Regions from separate parts of the Homo sapiens genome. Here region 1 is linked to region 2. Evidence: read pairs that join two places in POLR2A ChIA-PET (ENCODE). Cell type or tissue: MCF 10A. All regions are shown on one strand. Each heading gives the region's core, and the rest is flanking DNA. Links, peaks and the distances in the headings are about the cores only.

Evidence for each region. ChIA-PET counts read pairs that join two places held together with the same protein. Peaks named below come from ENCODE experiments on the same cell type or tissue, not always from the same donor. Only the 100,000 strongest peaks of a DNase experiment are listed, where the experiment ranks them.
Region 1: POLR2A ChIA-PET joins it to region 2 with 5 read pairs; 2 of 35 experiments call an interaction of 5 or more read pairs at or near these places.

Annotation. Positions count from the first base shown.
Region 1 is chr20:51,189,102-51,198,290 of GRCh38, forward strand. No RefSeq gene overlaps it. Among named protein-coding and RNA genes, the nearest start is that of KCNG1, 170 kb to the left of the region's middle. In MCF 10A, for the core only: no CTCF peak of the experiment used is centred there; a DNase peak (open chromatin) is centred at 6,670.
Region 2 is chr20:51,254,403-51,263,591 of GRCh38, forward strand. No RefSeq gene overlaps it. Among named protein-coding and RNA genes, the nearest start is that of MIR3194, 190 kb to the right of the region's middle. RefSeq lists an enhancer at 3,898-5,097. In MCF 10A, for the core only: no CTCF peak of the experiment used is centred there; a DNase peak (open chromatin) is centred at 4,329.

The DNA.
Region 1 (9,189 bases), core at 847-8,846, 65 kb before region 2:
TGTGGGCTGGGGGTGGGCAGCGACGTATCCCACCTGGTCTCTGTGGGTGGCCACGCTAGGGACTCCCCAGGGGAGCTAGGAGGAGAAAGAGCAAGTCCTGGGCCTAGTTGGCTTTTTCCCAGCTTCTAGGTGGGCTAAGATGACCTAGGAGGGGCCCCTGCGAAATCTGGTCATAAAAGGGGATGATTGCTGGGCCCACGTGACTCCTGGGAGGACATGGACATTTCCAAGGACAGGAGAATTTATTGAGCATCTGCCGTGTGCTGGGAGTATTATCTCTAGGATCTCATCTAATTTTGACAACAGCAATGCAAAGAAAAGTGTCCTCACCCCTGTTTGAAACAGAGAAGACTGAGGCTTAGAGAGAAAGCTATTTGCCCAGGGTCACCCCAGCAGTAAGTGATAGAACTAGAAAGGGTTCAAGTCCCGGCGAGTCAGCACCTTCCCCTCACCTCTTCCCCTATCAGTCACACCCACCAGCCCTGCATGTTCATCGCTGTGTGTGACAGGTATTAATGATGTGGAAGGTGGGGCAGAGATTACAAAACAGCAGCCCACAGCTTGGACCCAGTCCACAGATTTGCTGTTTCGTCCCATTTTGTTTAAGATCTACTTTACATATGGTTAATTTCAGGCTTTTTAGCTTTTGGTCATGGGATCTTTGGTGAACATCCCATTGTGCAACCATCACCAAGGTGCAGAGTGTTTTCACCATCCCCCAAATTCCCTCCTGCTGCCTCTTTGTGGTCAAGCTCTCCCCGACCCTCAGCTCCTAGCAGCCACTTCATCTGTTTTTGGGTCATACAGTTTTGCTTTTGCAAGATGGCTTCTTTCACCTGTGGCTGAATGCACTTGAGATTCATGCAAATCATTGTGGGTGCCTCAGAGTGGCTGCGTTTCCCCTTAGATGGGTGTGTGTCATCAGTTCACCACAGTCCCCACCTGGTCTTCACTTTACCTGCCTGTTCCAGAGAGCACTGGAGTCTGAATTCCCTTGGTGGAGTATTTGACAGCAGCATGGTTTTTGGAGGCACATGACCTGGGTTTAAGTCCCAGCCTTGACTGATGGTAACCCCATGACCCTGGCCCCTGTGACTGCCCCTCTCCAGACTTCAGTTTCTCCAGCGATAAAATGGGAGCGATATTCCGACCTGAAAGAGAAATTGGTGAAGATTTATTAAATACACTAACACGTGGTAGGTACCTCTAACCACGCTTGGCACCTCGGAGGTGATCCATTAATATCGGCTCTTGTCATGGAGTTTGTTGAGAGGCACTGAGGCCTGTTCAGAGGTGCAGTCTGCACACAGGAGCAAATGGCCAGCTTGGGTGGGATGACTCTAGCCACTTACTAAACCACGTGGTGTCCTGCCCTGTGGGGAACATTGATACAATTGCCATACATCACTCCCTGGTCTTAGGGCACAAGCGGGATGTTAATGAACAAAAAAAGCACTCTCATTGGCAGCATTATTCATCATAGTTTGCTGGCTGCCCAGGTCTGGCCTCTTGTTTCAAGTCACAGCTCGTTGAAAACATTAAAAAAAAAAAAAACAAACCTTGAGGCTCTCATTTCTGTCCTTTCCTCCCATCTTAGCTTTTGTTAATCATGTCCCCAAAGACCTTTTAAAAAGGAGAAATGGCAAATGATCTGGCTTTTCCAAACCACTGGTCATCTCTGGTATGAACTGTTTGTATGTTTGAGAAGCTGGAATTCCACAGATGATTGATGGGCGGGGAGGAGAGGTGTAGAATTATCCAGAGAAGCAGAGGAGGGGGTGGCTTGAAGCTGGAATTCCACAGACACTTGATGGGCAGGGGGGAGTGGTGTAGAATTATCCAGAGAAGCGGAGGAGGGGGTGGCTTGTTCTCTGCCTCTTTTATGCAGCAGAACTTTCAGAAGGGAAAAAGCGTGGGTGTTGGGAATTCCTAATGGCAAGAATTCATGGAAACGTCATGTTACATATCTGCCGCTGTGGGTGCTGAGCAGAGCGGCAGATGGGGCCGGCGCGGAAATAGTCATATTCCGCCACTTCCTAGTGTGCCAAACACTCATCACTCGCGTCATCTCCCTGGACTGTCACAGCCCCTTTGTGAGGAAGGCAGGACCAGAAGTCACATCTCATTTTGCAAATTCCAGAACCGAGACTCAGATGCCAGGTGACTTGCCCAGGGTCCCCACATCAAGAGGCAGTGACATGAGTGGTCCTGGGACTTAAGCCACAGTCTTCTGCCCCTTGCTTTTTCTGCTATAGCACGGGTTGGGCCTGTGGTGTGATTTGAACACTACTGGGGAATCTGTATGGGGTTATGGCCTGCCTGTCCTGCAGCAAGGTTGCTGGAAACTTCCTTGGGGTCAGGTCTGCACCTCATGCATTGGGTATCACTCCCTTCCCTGCTTCCCTTGGTGCCTAGAACTCATTCGACGTCCAATCTCAGGCAAATGCCTTCTTATCTCTGTGTCACCTCTGTTTCCTCATTTGTCAAATGGGCATAACTGTCACTGTTCATGTGCTCAACACACAGGACAACTCTTTTGTCTCTCTCTCTTTTTTTTTTTTTTAAATAGACGTGGGGTCTCGTTATGTTGCCCAGGCTGGTCTCAAACTCCTGGGCCTGAGTGATCCTCCCACCTTGGCCTCCCAAAATGCTGGGACTATAGGCATGAGCCACCACACCTGGCCCAGGACAACTCTGTTAATTGAACCATCGACTACCCCCCTCTTATCATTGAGAAGGAACCATTGGATTGGCAACACAGAAGTCACTGGTGACCTTAACTAAGGCTGTCTCCTTGTGAATGGGGAAGAATGCCCAATGGGAGTGGGCCCAAGACACAATGTGGGGAGGCGACCAGGAGGCAGCAAATAGAGTCCGCTGTGATAAGGTGTTCATCTGTCAATGGGATCAGAGAAGTAGGATAGTAGCTGAGGGTTCACATGGGTCTGGCAAGGATTTTTTAAATGGCAGGCAAAGCTTTCAGCTGGAAGTGAGAATGCAGAGTTGGGCTGGAGAGGAAGAGGAGCAGAAATAGCCTCTAAGACCTAATTTTTGGTTACTGTGAAGATGAAAAGATATGACCTACAGAAAGCATCTGGCGTTGCTTGATTTGGTCACAGAGGGAAAGGAAAGGACTGCCTGGGATTTTAAATAACATATCACGGTGTGTTAGTACACATTTCCATCTAGGCTTCCCCTGTTGCTAAGGAATAATTAAATAATTTAAATACTTTTAAATAATTGAGAGATTCCCAGAATCTTTATTTCAGCCCAGTATGTCCCATGCATCTGTGCATTTTGGTCTGTGCGTGTGTTTTGATAGTAAAAGGAGACATGAGAGTCTCTCTTTCCAGATGAGTCCAGTCCTACACACCCTCCCCAGGACGCCAGGGGTATCTGGGGCTTTTTCGTTTGCTGGTGACCAAACCTGTCCCTGGCTTCCATCTTCAGTTCTTCCCAATTCTTTAATCCCTTAGTCCAGGCTTTGCTCCCTCCCTTCCCCTCCAGCCGACCCACCACCCCCGCTCATCCAGGTCTCCATCAATTCTCAGTTGATCTAATAGAAGTGCCTCCCCAGCCTCCCTGACTCCAGTCTCTCCCTGCCCCTATTCATCCTGCTTAGTAATGTTGAAATCCGGCATTGCTCGTGCTGCTAAAGAACACTAGTGTCTTTGGTTCTGCAAGCATAAAATATAAATGACCAGGCCTCAGTTCACTTCATTTCCCCAGACATATGCTGTCTCGGAGAAGGCAGATCTTGTTGTTCTCGGAACACCCTGAGTTCTTTTCATTTTAACTTTTTTAATGTGTTCCCATTGCTCTTGGGATAAAACTCAAACTCCTCACCATGTCTTTTCAGGCTGATGGCATCTGCACTCTGCCCACTTTTCCAACAACATCTCCTGCCCCCATCAAAGTAAGCAGTTCGTGCCTCAGGACCTCTGCACTGGCTGTTTCTTTGTCCTGGAATTCTCTGTCCCATCTCTTCACATGCCCGGGTCTTACTTCAGCTTCAGTGAGACTCCTCCAAAAGGCTGTTTCTTTGCAAGCTATTCCACTGCTCCGGTTTATTTTCTGACTGTCATTTTGTTCACTTGCTTCGTGGAATTTGACACAATTTGAAGTGGACTTGCTGCTGTGTCATCTGTCCTCCCACTGGGTGCCAGCTCTGTAGGGCAGGAGCTCTTCCCTCTCTTGGCCACTGCCAGCTCCCCAGTGCCTAGAGCAGGGCCCCGACCGAGTGGGAGCTCAGCAGTATTGTTGAGTGGATGAACATCCCTTGCCCTCGCCCGTCACCGCACCCCTGTGCAATCTGTCCTGTCTGTTTTGTTCACTACTGTGCCCCCAGTACCTGAGACCGTGTCTGGCACATAATGTTTGCTCAATAGATAATCCTTGAAAGACAAGTTGAATTAAAAACGCACATCCAGCCCCACTTGACCCCGGAATTCAGCCTTGACTGACTTATACGTTGCTCATTTCCTCTCGGGTTCATCACCAAATGGGGCTCTTTTCCTGCTGTTTATGAAGTCACCAACTGCAGATACTTGAGAAGGGCTCCACCGGTTTTTGTTTTTTGTTTTTTTGAGACAGAGTCTCACTCTGTCACCCAGGTAGGAGTGCAGTGGCATGATCTCGGCTCATTGAAACCTCCGCTTCCCAGGTACAAGCGATTCTCCTGCCTTAGCCTCCTGACGTAACTAGGATTACAGGCATGGGCTATCATGCCCGGTGAATTTTTGTATTTTTATTAGAGATGGGGTTTCACCATGTTGTTCAGGCTGATCTCGAACTCCTGACCTCAAGTGATCCACCTACCTTGGCCTCCCAAAGTGCTGGGATTACAGGAGTGAGCCACCACGCCTGGCCACCGCTCATAAACTTCCATGAGAAAAGCAGTGTTAGCTCCATCTTACAGGTGAGGAAGAACGAGGCCAGGGAATCCTGTAACTTGCCCTCCAGCCCCGTAATTGCTGAGAGGTGGAGTCATTCATTTGTGGAGCGTGATGTTGCCTTGGTGTTGCTGCTGGGAGGAGGGAACACATATGAGCCTGTGAGTCTTTGAAGGGGAGTTCCAGGCACTCCAGGTCCCACGGAGACAGGGAGGTTCCTGGAAATGAAGCTTACGCTTGAAGGATGAGAAAGTATGAACCACGCATGGTGTAGGTGTGGACCGGGAGTGAAAGGCGTTCCAGGCAGAGAGAATGGCGTTTGCAAAGGCCTCAAGCCTCAAGAGCTCAGGGACCGCTGGGGGGAAAGTGAGCAGAGGAGAGGATGATTTTTTTTTTTTTTCCCGACAGCAACTTTCCTTTTCATAGCCAATTATATTAAGATAGAATTCACATGCCATAAGATTCCCTCCTTTAAAGTATAGAATTCAGGAGTTGTTAGTACATTCACAGTAGTGCAGACATAGCCACTATTAATTCCAGAACATTTTTCGGTATCCCAAGAAAGAAACCCTGTGCCCATTGGCAGTCACACTCCGTTGTGCCAACTCCCTCAACCCTTGGCAACCACGATCCGCTTTCTGTATCTATGGATTGGCCTATCTGGACATCTCACATAAATGGAATCGTAGTCTTTGTGACTGGCTTCTTTACTTAGCAAGTGTGTTTTTTATTTGTATTTTTTTAATGTAGTAAAATACATGTAACGTCAAATTTACCATCTTAACTTGGTGGTTGTTACTATCATTGCTCAGGCTGGAGGGCAGTGGTGCGATCTCAGTTCGCTGCAATCTCCACCTCCCAGGCTCAGGTGATCTTCCCACCTAAGCCTCTGAATAGCTGGGACTATAAGTGCATGCATCACCGCACTGGCTAATTTTTGTATTAACTTTGTATAAATTTTATAGAGATGGGGTCTCACCATGTTGTCTAGGCTGGTCTCGAACTCCTGGGCTCAAGTAATCTGCCCACTTCAGGCTTTCAAAGTGCTGGGCGAACAAATATCTGTTCCAGTCCCTACTTTCAGTTCTTTTGGATATATGTTTACGTAGAAGTAGAGGGAGGATGACTTTTTAAAGTAAAAGCCCTCCTGCCATTTTCTTAAAAATGTTTCCCCTAGGACAGCTTGCCCCGTCAAACAAAGTGCCCCCTTGTAGCACTGTTTAATTAAATGACTGCAACCAGTGTACCGTGTGCACATCCAGGAACGTGCCATGTGCCCTTCCTCTCCTTCATAGAGCTGGGAACACTTCGTGGTTGTCGCTTAGTTGGTCTGGTGAGATGAGAGGAATGGCTCTGTGTTGACGGCGCTGGCCACTTCCAGGCCTTCCTCTTCTAAGTCAGGGCTGCATTTGGCATAAACGGGTTCTAGCAGTCGAACCCCTGTTATCGCAAGAACTGCCTCCGTCTGTTTTGCATTGCTATGAAGCAATATCTGAGGCTGGGTAGTTTACAAAGAAGAGAGGTTTATTTGGCTCACTGTTCTGCAGGCTGTACAGGAAGCATGGCACCAGCATCTGCCTCTGGGGAGAGCCTCAGGAAGCTTATAATTATAGTGGACGGTGAACGGGGAGCAGGTGTGTAGCATGGTGAGAGAGGGAGCAAGAGAAAAGGGAGGAGGTGCCGGGCTCTTTAAACAGCAGCTCTCATGTGAATTAATAGAGTGAGAACTGACTCATTACCGCAGGGAGGACGCCAAGTCATTCATGAGGGAATCCACCCCCGTGACCAAAACACCTCCCACCAAGCTCCACCTCCAACATCGGGGATCACATTTCAACATGAGGTTTGCAGAGGACACACACCCAAACTATATCCAATTCATATTTATTATGTCCTTAGAAAGTGCTGGGCTCTGTACCAAGCAGTATATGTGGGTTATTCAATCAACGTGATACTTATGACGTGTGTAAGATGATTCCCACTTTACAGTTGAGGTCACTGGGGCACAGAGAAGGAAAGTAGTTTGCCCAGGGTTACAGAGCCAACGTAAGAGCCACAGTTTTGAGTGCGGGCATCCTGCCTCTAGATCTCATGCCCTTGTCCACTGAAATAAGCAATATAGCAGGCTGTTGAAGAGCCCAGGCTTAGCCATTTGCGAGCCCTATGACCCTGGAAATATTGTTTAACCTGTCTGAGCCTCAGTGTGACCATCCATAAAATGGGGACAGTGCTGTACCCACTTGAAACGATTATCCTGAGAGTTCAATGAGATGGTGTGTGTGGAGCTGGTGCATTGGGAGTTTCACTAAATATCAGTTCCTGTCGCAGGGAGAGAGTCAGGGTTGAGCAGACCAGCTTATGTCCTGGCTGGACCTTGGGTATTAGTGTGATTGTGGACTGTTCTTCAAAGCTGAGGCCAGCATGGGGAACATGGTTTAATGATCTCCCGCCTGGGCATTCAGTATCCGGGAGCTTGGATGTTTGCAGAGGCTGCTGGGATGGGGAGGGAACTTAGAGGCTCCTCGATAGTAGCACACGTCCTTGCTGCAACCCTAAATAATTGCTTTTCTCCCGAGGCTACTGCTTGCTCTGCCTGGGGTAGGAGCCAGGCTTGGGACTTGTCTTGGTGGCCCAGGGCTATTTCATTCAAGTTGGTGGACTCTGATTTTAATTGACTCTTGTGTGCCTTGAGACCATTTTCCAAGGAAAATGGATCATTAAGCCTGAGTTTGTCCTCAGAGAAGTTCCAAATGGTCTATGGCTCCTGGGTACAAGCAAGGATCATGGAAAGTCGTTTTGTGAAGTCTCAGTGAGATGTGCTTGTTCTGGACACTGAGTTCTGGTCCCAGGGATTCCAGTTCTCTCCAGCTCATGGTGGCAAAGAGCCTGTCTGATGGCACTGGTGTTGAATAATCTCCACCAAACACGAGGGGCAAATTTCAAGGATGGCTTTTACTCAGCAGGTTTCTTGGACAGGCTGGCATTGCTCCTTCCCCTTTGACCCTCCAGGATAACAAGCATGGACCACGGTGGCCTTGACGGAAATCCTAACCTAGCTAAAGACCCTCTCCCTGTCACTCAGTAGCTCTTTCTGTGTATGACATTCCCTTCTTTTCTTAACCCAGAGAGATCCTGACATTCCAGCAAAACCAAAACGAATCAAAACACTAGTCTGGCATCCTTAAAACAGCATTTTTTCAAAGTGTGGTCCATTGTCCAGCAGCACCAGAATGACTCAGGAGTAGAGGGCCACTAAAACATTAATAATAAACCCCCAAGCCAGACTCCAGGTCTACCGAATTAGAATCAGCTTAGAAATGTTGCTTTAACACAGGTGTGTTCTGTGGCTCAAATACCACAAGCGATGTTGCTGACAGGGACATGATTTGATGAAATGGTGAGTAAATTTTGGTAAAATTCTGAGCAAAAGAAAGTACAATACTCGCTTGTTTACATGGTAATGGGAGTTGCATTCCTGGGAGAATCATGTGGATAGAAACCATGCCCAGAATACTTTGTGCAGAACGGATTCAGACTTGGCCTCAGATACTTCTAAACATGTGTTTTACTTGGGGAGTATGGGGGACTTGGGGCAATTCTCTTTTCCGCAGGACTGTGATGTGCATGGCAGGGCAGTCGATAGCCCTCGCGCTCACCCTCTAAATGCCAATGGTGCCCCTAAAATGCTCCTGTGAATTTTCAAAATGCCCTATTGGGGGCAGTTCCATTTCTGTTGATGCCCACTGGTGTAGTGGAAAGGCTGGGCTTAGTATGAACCCTCCACTGATACCCTGTGTCATCCTTGAGTCAGCTAGCCTCACCGAACCTCTTCTCTCTAACATGGTGGGATATGCCAGGCATGGTGGTTCACATATATAACCTTAGCACTTTGAGAGGCTGAGGTAGGAGGATAGCATGATACTAGCCTGGGCAACATAGTAAGATCCCAGGTCTACAAAATTAAAATTAAAAAATGAGCAAGTGTGGTGGTGCATGCCTGTAGTCCCAGCTACTCTGGGACTGAGGTGAGAGGATCGCTTGAGCCCAGGAGTCTGAGGTTATAGTGAACTGTGATAGCACCACTGCACTACAGCCTGGGTGACAGAGCAAGACCCCATCTCTAAAAACAAATAAAACAAAAATAAGTAAAATAAAATGGGGGAAATAATAAACCTTCCCTCTAAAGAATTGTTTGAGGGTTAAATGATCCAATGTGTGTGCTATCCCTAACACAGCAATGGGCACACAGTCCACCCTGAATACCTGTTGTTCTTTGCTCTATTCCAGGTTAAACATG
Region 2 (9,189 bases), core at 468-8,467:
TGGGCGTTTTACACACACAGACATGCACTGTCACATCAACTTTGTGGGGAGAGACTATTCTTTTAGAGAGGAAGAAATCGTGTCTGAGAAAGATTAAGCCACTTGTCCGGGTCACAGTCCCTGAACAGGGAAGATGGGTCTGTGTCTGACTCTGAAGCCCCTGCATGTGACTTCAAGTCTCATCTTGAGACAGAGCCATGTCAGCTATTTTAACAGAAACATGGTTTTCAGAATCCCAGTCTCAGCATCACAGGGCAGAGCACAGAAGGGTGGGTGTAGGGCTCAGGGACAATGCTTCGTCATGAACCCCAAGCTGCTTCTCCCCATCCTGGGTCTGGAACCAGAAGGCCCCATGGGAGGTCAGGTGATTGTTGGCTGTGGTTGGGCTGGGCAGAGCCACGGACCAGGTGACTTCAGGACACTTTGGTGCTCAGAAGACTGGCTTAGAAGGGAGGCTGTGGGCACATGAGTCCAGCTGCTCCTAGGACCGGCCGTTGGATCCCAAACCCTTCAGTGCCTCATCCTATGTTGCCTTTTTCTCAGCTGTTGCCATCTGGTTGTGCCTTCTTCTGCATCTTCCTGCACTGCAGAGCAGCCCCCCTCCCCAAAAAAGCAATTTCCCCAATTCCTTTGCACCTGGGATATTTGAGATGCAATTCTGCTCCTCCAGCTGAGGGTGGTGAGGCCAAGTCGTCCCCCTGCTGCATCGAGCTTTTCCATTCTGCACTGCAGTGACCAGCCATTAGCTTTGTGGGAGACAAGGGGTCTCTACGTTGGTGAGGGCTTCTTGATTGCAGGGTCACAGCTTCTGCTGCGTGTTCTGGAAGCTAATACTTTCAGCAGCCTCTGGGTCTCTGCTTTCCTGATGGAGGCAGATGTGCCAGATTCCTGGGAGGCCAGTTCTGCCATGTTTTTGCACAGACCCGGTCCAGAGCCTGCTCCTCATGAACTTCCAGTGGCTTTTGTAAGCACTTGATGCCTCGTGCTAATTTCTTTCCTTTCTGGAATAAGTAAAGCAACAGCTCTTTGTGCTTGTAAGTGAACCCAGGTGACTTAGATCATGCCTGTACTCTTTACACCAACACTGATTCCTTCTTACAGGTGAGAAAACTCAGGCCCAGAGTATTTCAGCATCTGTTGGAGGTCACACTAATTGTCAGTGTCAGAACCACAACCCAAAGCCAGATCCCTATCTCCTACCTTGTTCCTCCCCACCTAACCCTCTGAGGATGTGACTTGTCACTGGGGTGAGAGTGCGGTCTGCAGCTCTGTATCTGACTTGCAAATTATAAAATGTGTTCCACTTGTGTGCTGAATTAATTGACGCCCTGATTCTTGTTTGTTTCAACGGTGTGATTAAAACAATGATGATGATTCTCCCTTGGGGTCTATCAGATAAAGTGGCTGTGATTGACAGGGCCCTGCACCCACACAGTGGCTCTGTAGAGCCTGCAGAGTGGGTGGCCCACACTCCTGATCCTCATCCCTGGCCCAGAGCCTAAACAGAGGACTTTTTTCCTTCCTGAAAAGCAGAATGGTATAGAGGGCTCCACCATTCATCAGGCACACATTAAGCCCAGGTACTTGGTCCCTGGGAGATACATGCCATCTTGCAATATCCCCTTGCAGTGAGGACACCCATCACCCTTGCACAGATCAAGAAACTTCGTTCTTGAAGGTCACAGTGTAACTGCCCAACAAGTTCTTCTTACCCATTGCCCAGATGAAGCTGATTTATTAAAACAAGGGAAAGAGTTTAATACATGAAGAGCTGGGTAAATGAGAGATCAGAGTTTTATTATTACTCACATTAGCTTCCTTGAAAATTTGGGGACTAGGGTGTTTCAAAGATAGTTTGGGTGGGCAGGGGCTAGGGAATGGATGCTGCTGATTGGTTGGGCATGCAATCACAGGGGTGTGGAAAACAGTCCTTGAGGCTGAGTCCACTACTGGGTGGGGGCCACAGGTCATGTTGAGTCAAGAGTTGCTGGTCCTAGTGGGGCCATCTGGTCCTCAGAAATGCAAAAGCCTGAGAAGACATCTCTAAAGGCCAATCTTAGGTTTTACAATGATGATGTTATCTGCAGGAGTAATTGGGGAAGTAACAAATCTTGCAATGGCTGGAATAATGACTGGTCATCACTTAACCACAGATTCAGGCCCTTCTCATCCTCCTAACCTTGGTGGCCTTTCATTAGTGTTATAAAGGGGGTTAGTTTTTTGGGAAGGGCTATTATCATTTAAACTATAAACTCAATTTCTCCCAAAGTTAGCTTGGCCCACACCCAGGAACAACCAAGGGTGGTTTGGAGGTTAAACACAAGATGGAGTTGGTTAGGTCAGATCTCTTCTGTATCATAATTTTCTCACTGTTATAAGTTTTGCAAAGTCAGTTTCAACAGTTAATAAGCAGTGCAAGGTGGGGCTGTAGTTTTGACCTGCTTGGACTCTGAGAATATAGGAAAAATAAAACTCAGTTTCTCCTATCCTTGGCTCTTACAACACAAAAGGCTTCTGACACCAAATGTATGTGGGTTTACCCCCATACAGCAAGCAAATAACCAATTCTGCAGTGGACACCAGCTATGTGTCCTCTAATTCAGTTCAATTCCCACACTACCTGGAGATAGTGTCAGATTGCACAGGTTGAGGGCTGAGTCCCACAAGACTGTGCCTGCCTCACTTCAATACCAATTGCAAGCCCCTGGTGTTTTACCTTTGCTTGTGATCACTGGCTATAAATTGAGATTCCCCTCCCCCTTAGATTCGATTAATTTGCTAGAGTAGCTCACACATCTCAGGGAAACACTTACTTATGTTTACTGTTACAGGTAGTTAGATAGGCATGAGTGGGGCAGGAGAGGGCTCTCCCCATACCCACTAGGAATATCAGGTGATGGTCTGATGATTATCATTTTATCACTAAAAATGATCATTTGCAGCCACAGGGAGACACAATCTCCTGATGATCCACAACTATTGACATTGAAAGTGTTAACTGAATATAGACACCAGGGAGAAGAAACTTCCTGGGCATGCTCACTACGAGACAAGATGGCAAAGTATGATGTTCCAGGAGCTTACCACTGGGAAAGGGAAGAAAACCTCAGATGGGCACGCATACAACTTCCTAAACACACTGCACATGCTCAGTTCCCAAGGGTAGGGAGAACACTGCACGCATGCGGGTAGCCCACCCTAAGGAAAGAATCATGGGAAAGAGGCAAGCCTGGAAAGTGCTAGGATGGGCCGGGCGTGGTGGCTCATGCCTGTAATCCTAACATTTTGGGAGGCCGAGGCAGGCGGATCGTGAGGTCAGGAGATGAGACCATCCTGGCGAACACGGTGAAACCCCGTCTCTACTAAAAATACAAAAAATCCGCCAGGTGTGGTGGCAGGCACCTACTGTAGTCCGAGCTACTCGAGAGGCTGAGGCAGGAGAATAGTGTGAACCTGGGAGGTGGCTCTTGCAGTGAGCCAAGATTGTGCCACTGCACTCCAGCCTGGGTGACAGAATGAGACTCCGTCTCAGAAAAAAAAGAAAGTGCTAGGATGAAAGTTAAATGCTCTCTTCTCTCTTTGACCTTCAGGCACCCTCTTGGATCTCTTCTAAGTGAACTTTCCTTGCTTTCCTGTTCTAAAGCCTTTTTAAACAAACTTCCACTCCTGCTCTGAAACTTGCCTTGGTCTCGTTTTCTGCTTTATGCACGTCAGTCTAATTCTTTCTTCTGAAGAGGCAAGGACTGAAGTTCCTGCAGACCCCTACAGATTTGCCACCAGTAACTCGGGGTAACTCGGATCTCTTCCACCGCTAACGTTACCAGTGTATTACAAGGATATTACAAGGGATACAGATAATGAGATGCAGAGGGTGGAGTATAAGGAAGGGATGTGGAGCTCTCATGTCCTCTCCAGGCACCACCCTCCAGGGACCTCCATGTGTTCAGCTGTCTGAAGCTCCCTGAACCCGGTCCTTGTGGGGTTTTACGGAAGCTTCATTATGGAAGCACGATTCATTACCTTCTTGGCCTTGGTGATCAACTCAACTCAACATTCAGCCCCCTCCCCAGCCCTCCCCAGAGGTCCAGTTGGGTGGAGCTGAAACTGTCAACCCTCTAATCACATGGTTGGTACCCCCGGCAACCAGCCCCCATCCATAGTCTGTCCAGGATCCCCCTGCCATCAGTCAACTCATTAGCATACAGAAAGTCACTCATCCTCTTGGAGATCCCAAGGATGTGGGGAGTTGTGTACAGGGGTTGATGGGTCTGACTCTTCTCATCACCTGCTTCAGGGCAAGGCAAGGCTTGACTCAGGCCTGGGCAAGCACCGCATTCCATCCCCTGATTACAAAGATTCCATGGTGGGGAGTGGTGGGTAGCATGTGATCCAAACAAAGGAAGCCTGGTTCTGCCTCTTCTCTTGAACTTTTAGGAAAGAGAAAACCCATTCTTTCCATTGGACTTAAAGACATAAGCATGGGGCTGCTGGAGTTACCATAGTCAACTCCTGTCAGAGAATGAAACCTGCGGCAGGCAGAGCCACAAAGAGAGAAAAGACTGATTCCTGGAATTCTTGATGACATCGTTCACAATGCTGGATCCAGCCCCAACTGAAACCATTGTGAAACTGTCTCCACAGGGTTGACAATTGCATCCTGGGTTCTGGACAGAAATAATTATAATTAAGCATTCATCAGGCTGCCCTTAGGCCCACTTCCTTGTTACTAAAAGTCACTTAGCACTAGATACTGATCATTTGCATACCATTGTTCCTATAGGCGAGATCCCGGACATTAGAATCATAAGGCTTTTATTTAATTCAGATGTATTTCAGACCTGAATTCCAGCGACCAGTTTGAAGACCCCCAGAGAAGAAACAAAATCGGCTTTGCAAAATTATAGCTGAGGAAATTATGACAGTGAAAGAAATAAGACCTGACTGACTCCATCTTGCTTCTAACCTTTAAGCTGTCCTTGTTCATTCCTGGGCGTGGGCTAAACTAACTTTGGGAAGGAATTCAGTTCGTGGTTTGACTCTGCAACAAAATTGGTAACAGCCCTTTCCTGAAAAGACCCCCTTCTTGCCTGGGGTCTAGTTTGCCTTTCCAGGACTAACAAATTAGCTACAAGATTAGAAAGTACAGTTTAGGGCTCATGCAGCCTCTGGCTTCAAGAGTCTTAATTGCCCCAAATTGCTCCTGGAGAAAACATCACTATTGTAAAATCTAAGATCAGTGCCTGAGGTATTTTGCAGACCCTGCACTGGATGGATCAGCTGAACTGGCTCAACCAGTTCCGCCATCCCACCCAGGAACAGAAGACGGCAAGAAAACCTCCTTCGACCCCCGCTGATTCCATCTCCAACCTGACTAATCAGCTCTCCCCACTTCCCAAGCCTCTAACTGCCAAATTATCTTTAAAAACTCTGATCCCCAAATGCTTAGGGAGACTGATTTGAGTAATAACAAGGCTCTGGTCTCTTGCACAGCCAGCTCTGTGTGAATTACCCTCTCACCATTGCAATTCCCCTGTCTTGATAAATCGGTTCTGTCTAGGCAGCAGGCAAGGTGAACCCATTGGGTGGTTACAGAAAGGGATCCACGTGAGAATACAGCTTCTTCCTCTCCCTCACCCATGACTTCACCCTGCACTCCTCGACCAATCAATGATACCTGTACTTTGGCCTACTCCAAAACCTGAACCCCAGATTCCTAGGGGAGGTGGAGTTGAGGTTTTCTCCCATCACCTCATTCAATGACCCTATGATGAAACCTCTTTCTCTGCTGCAAGCCGGTGTCTTGGTGTATGGACTGGTTGTGTGTGTAGGGCAATGAACCTATTATGGTTACAATCACCTCCCCCTGGGTTTCTCAGTTATGCCAAACGATGAATTCCTCACTTTTCTGCAGCCAGTTAGAGGTGGCACCTTAGTCCCTTTAATTTCACTATGTCCTGGCTGCTACGCAGCTCTTTTTTCCAGATTTGCCTGATGTTCTGCCCACCAAACTAAGCTGCCCCCAACTGATGGCTTAAGCCTGGATTAAACTAAGCTACAAACAGCTGAATTCCTCGAGAGTGGCCAACCTAGCCTCTCTTGTGTGACAGACACTCAAGATTCAACCAGTGACACCTCTTTTATTTCTCCAAATTCACTTAAGGTCCAGTGTCACCCTCTTGGAGATCTCTCTGCCCGCTTCCCTGGATTACCTATGAGCCCTGGGGCATGGCAGGAAGGTGACCTGAGCAGGAGACAGCGCACTGAGATTTGAAGGATGAGTCTGCATTGTTCTTGTTACCGAACCAAGCTTGAGTCCACCCACCTCGGTGCAGCAAAGCCAAACCCTGACATCAGGATTTGCAGCGAGAGAAAGTGAGGCATTGATTGCAGGGCTCCAGGCAAGCGGAATGAGGCAGCTAATGCCTAAAACCTGAACTTCCCCATGGCTTACATTGTAAGTGTTTTTCAAGGTGAGGAGACAGAATTACAGGCAAAGTCATAAACTGACACATGGAAGTTGCACATTGGTTTAACTTAAAAAAGCAAAGCATCTCCAGCAGGGTCTACAAGTCAAAGGTGAATTCAAAGATTCTTTCATTTGTGTTTGATTAAGGAAGCAAAAGTTTTTCTAAAAAGTTGGGGTCAACAGAAAGGAATGTTAAGCCCTGGGCTCTGAATATGACTTCCTCCAGGCCTCTCGGGCAGAAATTTAGAACAAAGAATGGGAGGGTCACCATTCAGTCCTTGGTTCCTTCTTATCTGAGGTCTCTGTGCCAGCAGATGCCATCTTCCATGTGATGGGGGTCTGGGTTTCTGAAAAATAATTCAGGGACATATATGGAGATGTTATCCTTAGTTTCTATAGGAAGCCGAACATTTTGTGGCTCTAACTTCCTGGGCTATTATTTTCAGCTATTATTACCTTCTCACGTATCAGGTTGCTCATTTAATTTTCAAAGCTAGTGAGGTGCCTGGAATTTCCCTTGAAGGAACTCAAGGTTTTCCTTTCATTCCATGCCTGGGGAAGCCCAGCGGGCTCCTAAGAGGGGTCCTTGTGTAGCAGGACGAGCCACAGACAAAACCTCTCAGACACTGAGTTGTAGAAGGAAGGGCTTTATTCAGCTGGGAGCATCGGCAAGCTACTGTCTTAAAATCCGAGCTCCTCAAGTGCACAATTTCTGTCCCTTTTAAGGGCTCACAATGCTACAGACTTCACATGAAAGGGTCGTGATTGATTGAGCAATCTAGGGGATATGTGACAGAGGTTTCATGCCCTGGTAGTCAGAGTGAAACAGAACAGGGCAGGGAGTATCACAATGTTCCTTCATACAATGTCGGGAATCTATGGATAATATCGGTTTCTAAGTCATGAGTTGATTTTTAACTACTAGGTTTAGGCCAGGCAGGCCTAGGTCCGGTTTTGGGCCTGGCGCGGGGCTGCCTGTCTTTGATTTCACTTCCTTGTTTTTTTCTTAAAACAGGTACTGAGTATAAAACAATATAAAACAATATGAGAGGGTCTCTCTCTTCCCTCACTTGCTCCATCACATTTTATCAAAGGGAGCAGGAGGAGTGCATTTCAGGGGAATATCAGCTTGTGTGAAGGAAGACACAAATGAGAGAGCAGGGGAAATGGCTTGGAGTTTTAAGGTAGAGTGCAGGGAGTCCAATAGCATTTTTAAAAGATTTTCCACTAAAATATCATAAACATAGAGACAAGTGTGCGTGGCCTAAGTACAAAGCTCGATGAATTCTCACCAAGAGAACACATCCAGGTCACACACATATGGATCCAGAAACAGAACACAACCAGGAACCCGTGAACCTTCAGGTCCCTTTCCAGTCACCGTGCTTCCCAGGGCAATGTCTATCCTGACTTCTCACACCCACTTCAGGGCGTAATTTTGCCTACTTTTAACTTCATGGAAACGGAACCAAATAACTTGTGCTCTCTAGTGCCTGGTTTCTCTCATTCAACACTGTGAGATGCGTCCTTATCAACAACACACGTAGCTGTACGTCGTTTGCTCTCATTGATATAAGGCAGGGGTCAGCAAACTCTTTTTGTAAAGAGCGACAGTAAATATTTGAAGCATCACTGGTCCTTTGATCTCTGTCCCAGCTCAATTTTTCTGTTATGACATGAAAGCAGCCATAGGAAATATTTAAATCAATGAATGGAGCTGAATTTTGTAAATAAAATTTTGTAAGTCTCATTCATCGAATGAACTTTATTTTGTAAATAAAGTTTCGATGAATGAAACTTTATCTACAAAAATTGGCAGCCTGGATTACAAACATAGTTTGCCAGCTCCGTGCTCTACAGTATTCTGTTGTGTGAATATACCACCATTTGTTCATCTCATCTACTGATGAACTTCAAGGTAGGCTTTAGTTTGGGACGACTTACGCATAGTGCTGCCGTGAACATTCTTGTACGTGTGTTTGTTGAACGTGTCCACATTTCTGTTGGGTATGTTCCAAGAGGTAGGATTGCTGGGTTGAAACTTATACATCTGTTCAGCTTTAGAAGATGCTGCCAAACAGTTTTGCAAAGTGGTGGTACCAGTTGCATCTCTCCCTCCCCATGACCAGCAGTGGATGCATGTTCCAGTTGCTTCACTTCCTTAATGTGTGATGTTTTCACCTTAACCTTTCAGGTGGATGTGTACTTGTATCATTTTATGGTTTTAATTTGCATTTCCCTGATAAATAATGAAGCTGAGCAGTTTTTCATATGTTTACAGCCATTTGGGGTATTGGCTTTGTGAAATGCCTGTTCCAATAACATTTGATACCTTTAACTTGCATAAATTACATTCTGCCTTGAAAATAAATCTGGCAGTCTCCTTTGGAGCGTTTGGTCTTCTTTCTTATCTAAACTTAGGAGCTTTTAAGGGATGATGTTGTGCATATGTTACTACTTTTTCTTTAATTCCAGAATCTAATGTGAGATGTTTGCCCTCTCAATGTCTGTTTCAGGTTCTTTTTCCCCTTAAGAAATTTTGATCTTGTTCTTGCATGTGTCACTAACTGTTTTGAAATTCAGAGATCCAAGAGGCCTGAACTTTCAGAAATCACGGTTTCACAGAGTTTAGAAGGTGAGAGCCTTTCTGAGCCTCAGACAAAGAGGGCTTGAGGATATACACTGAGGACATCACTGAACAGGCCATCACTGAACTTGAACTT